2 separate regions of the Homo sapiens genome follow, and region 1 is linked to region 2. Evidence: chromatin contacts called from ENCODE Hi-C or POLR2A ChIA-PET data. All regions are on one chromosome and are shown on one strand. Each heading gives the region's core, a stretch centred on a gene start or an enhancer-like site at or near the end of the contact. The rest is flanking DNA. Distances are from core to core; before and after follow the strand shown.

Region 1 (2,700 bases), core at 24-2,523, 170 kb before region 2:
CCATCAACCCGGTGACATGAGGATTAAGGGATTAACTCCTATAAAGTGCTGAAAGCAAAGCCTGGCACACAGTAAGACTAAATCAATAGTTCTCAGCCCTGGCTGAACGTTCAAGTGACTTGGAGCGCTTCGTAAAAATACCAGGGCCGGAGGATTTTAGGGCGGGGAGACTACTGCTGATTCTGCAGAGGTAGATACATGTCAGGACACCTTTGTCCAAACCTGTAGAACGGACACCAAGAGTGAACCCTCATGTAAACTATGGACTTGGGGTGATGATATGTCAGTGTGGATTCATGGATTGTAACAAATGTACCATGCCGGACAGAGGGTATGTGGGAACTATCTGTGTCTTATGCTCAATTTTGCTGTGACCCCAAAACTGCTCTAAAATTAAAGTCTATTTAAAAAGAAAAAAAGGGGCTGGGTGCAGGGGCTCACGCCTGTAGTCCCAGCACTTTGGGAGGCCAAGGCAGGTGGATCATGAGGTCAGGAGTTCAAGACCAGCCTGGCCAACATGGTGAAACCCCATCTCTACTAAAAATACAAAAATTAGCAGAGCGTTGTGGCATGCGCCTGTAATCCCAGCTACTTGGGTGGCTGAGGCAGAAGAATCGCTTGAACCTGGGAGGTGGAGGTTGCAATGAGCTGAGATTTCCCCATTGTACTCCAGCCTGGGTGACAGGAAGGGACTCTGTCTCAAAAAAAAAAAAAAAAAAAAAAAGGCAAAAAAGACCGGGTGCAGTGGCTCACACCTGTAATCCCAGCACTTTGGGAGGCCAAGGCGGGTGGATCACCTGAGGTCAAGAGTTTAACACCAGCCTGGCCAACATGGTGAAACCTCATCTCTACTAAAAATACAAAAATTAGCCAGGCGTGGTGGTGCATGCCTGTAATCCCAGCTACTTGGGAGGCTGAGGCATGAGAATTGTTTGAACCTGGGAGGCAGAGGTTGCAGTGAGCCGAGATCGCACCATTGCACTCCAGCCTGGGCAACAGAGCAAAAACTCCATCTCAAAAATAAATAAATAAAAATAATAAAAGGAAAAAAATACCAGTGCCAGGGCCCACCTCTTCCCCCAACCAAAAAAAAAAAAAAAAGCACAATTAAGCAGCATAATGGGGTGAAACCTTCACCATCAGTTTTTTTTTTAAGGTTTCTAGGCTATTCCTTTGGGCAGCCAGCACTCAGAAGCACTGAACTAAATAAATGGACATGGACTCTTGTACAATAGCGAACACGTCAGGGAACAGGCATGTTCATGGTAGAGCCAGGATCTTTTCCTGGGGATGCATGGGGAGCGGTTTCCTGGCTTCCACTTGGCGCAGAAGCTCTGCCCTTTTGACAGCTTTCTGAGCCTCTGGGAGCAACGCAGACCCACCAGAGATTCTTTGAACAAGAAGTGGGCAAACTGATTTCAGAAAGGAAAAAAATCCTATGGCATTACTACCACCACGCTTAGTTAATAGATGACTGACCCTTCTTATTAAAAGAAAACTCAAAGTTATCCAGAAACAATTTCCACCCCCAGCACCTAATAGGTCACCAAGCGAGCATAATGTCCCAGAAATCTTAAGGAGCATTGTGACAATATACCAAAACAATCTTAAGTTTAAACTGTAAATCTATTCTCTGAAAGGCCCATCATCTTGGGAGCAGGACTAAGATGAATGCTCCATCAGACAAGCCATGGCCGGCAGCCCCAGCTCTCAGCAGCACAAATGTCCCTAGCCACAGAGGCCCAGAGCTCTGCTAATTCATCAAACACCCAGCACGCCCCAAGCCAAACTGTGGATGTCCTTATCCAAACCTGCTTCTTGTCTCCACAAAACTGCAATTCCATTCTACCAATTGCTCAGTGCAAAAATCCTGGAGTCCGTCTTTCACTCCCCTTTCACGTCCAGCATCCAGTCCAACAGCAGCTCCTGTCAGACACACTCAGAACCTGGCCGCTTCCTCCCACCTTCTGCAGGACCGTCCTGGGTGGAGGCACCACCGTCTCATCTGAATTACCGCGATGGTTGCTTGCAGTCCCCATCTGTGCCCTGAGTCTTCTCCAGAGGATACATTCACATCACTGAGATAAGAGTCATCCTTTTACACTTAGCCAGAAAATGTCATCACATCTCTGTTCAGAAACCCTCTTATGTGTCTCCATCTCACTCCAAATCAAATCCAAAGTCATGACCATGTGCCATGGCCTACAAGCAATGAGCTGACGTGGGAGTCACAGAAGGTGAAGAGAACCTGCCTTCCCCAGGTAATAACCACATCACCTCCCGCTCTGTACTTTCACCCCTGTGCTCAGAGCCCCTCACCAGAGAGACCTTCCCACCGTCATGCGCCTTCCCTCCCTCGTGCTGCTTTATCTTTTTTCACCTGACCCATTACATAGTTCCTGGTGTGTTAAATGTCTGGCTCCTCTTGCGATCCCTTTCCCATGAGATCAGGGACTCCAGTATTTGCTGCTGTAACCTTAGGGTCTAGAACAGTCCCCGGCATATAGTAGGCCCTCCATGAATCCTTATTTTTGAATGAAGTCCTTATGATCACTCCTTTTTGAATTATATTCCAGGATACATCTTAATAGATTTTGTTTGGGAGGATGGCACTGGTAGGATGAGATGCAGTGATTAACATAATGGACTCCGGGGCCCTGGGAAACAGAATTTTGGGGTTCTAACCCTAGCTTTGTTCCT
Region 2 (2,700 bases), core at 162-2,661:
ACTACACCACTGTAAGTTGTGACTGACTAGCCCTCCCAGGAACATTGGAAAATTTTGAGGGAGAGAAAGAAAAAAGGAAGAGAAGGAATGAGACAGAAATCTCTCCTAGAAACAGCCACACATGGCCAGCGCAGTGGCTCACGCCTGTAATCCCAGTACTTTGGGAGGCCAAGATGGGCGGATCACGAGGTCAAGAGAACAAGACAATCCTGGCCAACATGGTGAAACCCCGTCTCTACTAAAATACAAAAAAATTAGCTGGGCATGGTGGCGCGTGCCTGTAGTCCCAGCTACTCTGGAGGCTGAGGCAGGGGAATCACTTGAACCTATGAGGCGGAGGTTGCAGTGAGCCAAGATCGTGCCAGCCTGGTGACAGAGCAAGTCTCCATCACAAAAAATAAATAAATAAAATACAAAAATAAATAGAAAAAGAAACAGCCACACATGGACCAGAAAGTTGAGCCTCTGGTGACTTGACTTCAGGTGCTGCGGCAGGCAGGTGGCCCAGGGAGTAACTGGGGAGTGAAAATGAGAATGCAGCACATGGACCAACTCCTGTTGAGCCTCTTAGCAAAAGCCAGCCCTGTCCAGTAGAGCATTTTCCAACTGTTGCAAAAATTACCCTATGAACACCTCTCTCCCCAGAGTTCAAACTCGCACCTTTGATGATACTGCTTCCTGCTGCCATTGCCTATTCTGATGTCAGAGCAGCCATTCCCATGGAAAATGGAATGGAAAGCTAAATGGAGAGTGAGTAGGGGTTAAGACTTCTCTAAAATACCGCGGCTGCCAGGCAATTTCATTAAGGAGAAACAGAGATGGACAATGTCATAAACATTCTCCAGCCATCAGAAGAAACCACTTCCAGGAAAAGTAAATTTTGTGGTCGTAAACACTCACAGCAAGGGCCAGGCCACAGGCAGCGTGGCACTGGCAGAGAGCAGTGGTTGAGGTGAAAGTCACCCTGGGGCCCAGGTCTCAAACTTACCCTGGCTAGACTGAACCAGAACATTTTTCCGTTTCTTTTCCGTAAATTAATGTTTAAAAGTTCCCCTCCCCACATAATCCCAATCTCACTTTCAAGAGATAATGCTATCTCTTCAGTGTATATTTCTTCCGGTTGTATTATGCATATAAATCTCCAGACCATATGGACACACACACACATATGCACACACACGTATGAGTATTATACACATACATGTGTACAGATATCTTTTATACATGTATACACACAGGTGTACACATATGTGCATATGTGAGATCATGCTGAGCTCACCGTTTTCCAGTTCCTACTTTCACTTCACAATAGCTCTTGGCCATCTTCCACCACAGTGTATTTAGAGTGACTCTATAAATAGAACGATTTCTAATGCACCTTTCAGATTTCAACTCTTTAAATAAATGCGACAAGGGCACATCTCGTGGTCCAAGGTCGTGACTGCTAAGGCCCAGAGAACACAACAAATTTGCTGGCTTCAGCCGTGCTGACCTGCTGGAAGATGGGTACAGGCTCCTAAGTGGATGCTGCCATTTGTGCGCCTCCCAGCCACGCACCCCACCCTCATATACACACTATCCCTTGAGGAACATTTACCTTCCTTCCCGCCCCAGGTGTTTGTGACTTGGTGGGTAGTGGGTGACAGAGATGCACCTGTGTCTTCAGAACACAGGCCACTGAAGGACAGCAGGCCCGGGGCTGGTGGGGGCCTGAGCATGCCCTCCCTCACCAGGCTGACCAGGCTTGCATGCAGTGGGGCAGAGGCAGTGGAACTATCCAGAAAACATGCCCATCCCCCCGCCCAAGCCATCACAATGGGAGCTGAGTACAGGGTCACTAGGACAAAGAGTGAATGGAACCATCTTGAAAACAGCGGTGATGTTTCCTGTCTCCGCTGGCACAGGCCTCCGTGGAGCCCACGTTCTTTTCACAGAGTTCAAGTTGCTCAAAGAAATAAGGAGAGGCCACTTGTGAGCAGTGGTCCTCCAGGTGAAACCCAGAGGGCGTCGGGATGCCCACAGGTTCCTCAGGAAACTCATGCGGGGAGACATGGGGGTGCCAGGGACACGCCTCCACCCCACCATGGCTGCCCATAGCAGGGTCCGTGGCAAAGGGACCAGGTGGCCCATGGGTTAGTGGGAGCAGATGCCCAACCACCTCCTCCAGGCCCCACTGCCCCCTTGGGCCACCACAGAGACCTCCAACTTCTCCATCCTCTCTGTCTCTCCCTCTCTCTCCCCACTTGCTCTCTTCCTCAAGGGCCCTTTCCCTGTCAACTACCACTGGCACCCGGCTGGAGGAACAGGGCAGGTTTGCCTGTTAGTACCTGCGGCAACTCATCCCCCAGCCCCTAACTTTGAGGCGATCCCATTTTCCTCCTGTATTCCCTGAGCTTGACACAGCTGAATGTGGAAGACCCCAGGGCAACAAGAGGCTTGGGAAGGAAGGTCACACTGGAGTCGCGGGGGAAGGGTCACCCAGGCACAGGTACTCAGCATAGACTGCAGATGCTGGCCAGCCAGTCCTACACCCAGCTTACTGCAGAGGCACGACCACACTTCTGCTGCAAGGCTGGGGGAGACTCTGTGGTTTCGGTGAGGAAGAGGACAAGGAGGTGAGCGAGCCAGGAACAGCCCCCGCATGTCTCTTATCACGCCTTCATTCCCCTCTCCCCGCAGCACTGAGCTTCTGTGTTTTCT

The links. A loop is a pair of places that touch in the nucleus more often than their neighbours do. ChIA-PET counts read pairs that join two places held with the same protein, here RNA polymerase II (POLR2A). Pooled maps may share reads with other maps.
Region 1: a map of left cardiac atrium shows a loop between it and region 2 (5-fold over the local background). The contact joins two enhancer-like sites. A Hi-C loop is called at or near these places in 2 of 168 maps with a recorded cell type or tissue (MCF 10A and left cardiac atrium), 2 of 37 single-sample maps with no recorded cell type and 9 of 50 pooled maps. POLR2A ChIA-PET finds 5 or more read pairs at or near these places in 5 of 52 experiments (AG04450, IMR-90, MCF 10A and 2 more).

Annotation. Positions count from the first base shown.
Region 1 is chr18:58,592,863-58,595,562 of GRCh38, forward strand. The region is part of intron 3 of ALPK2 (alpha kinase 2); the gene reads right to left. Among named protein-coding and RNA genes, the nearest start is that of SNORA108, 6.4 kb to the right of the region's middle. Within about 2 kb of position 1,274, at least 5 of the 41 ENCODE cell types and tissues checked have a DNase peak (open chromatin) inside an H3K27ac peak, as active enhancers do.
Region 2 is chr18:58,760,485-58,763,184 of GRCh38, forward strand. All of the region lies in intron 1 of LOC105372146 (a long non-coding RNA gene), which reads right to left. Among named protein-coding and RNA genes, the nearest start is that of LINC01926, 52 kb to the right of the region's middle. RefSeq lists an enhancer at 1,499-1,548. Within about 2 kb of position 1,412, at least 5 of the 41 ENCODE cell types and tissues checked have a DNase peak (open chromatin) inside an H3K27ac peak, as active enhancers do.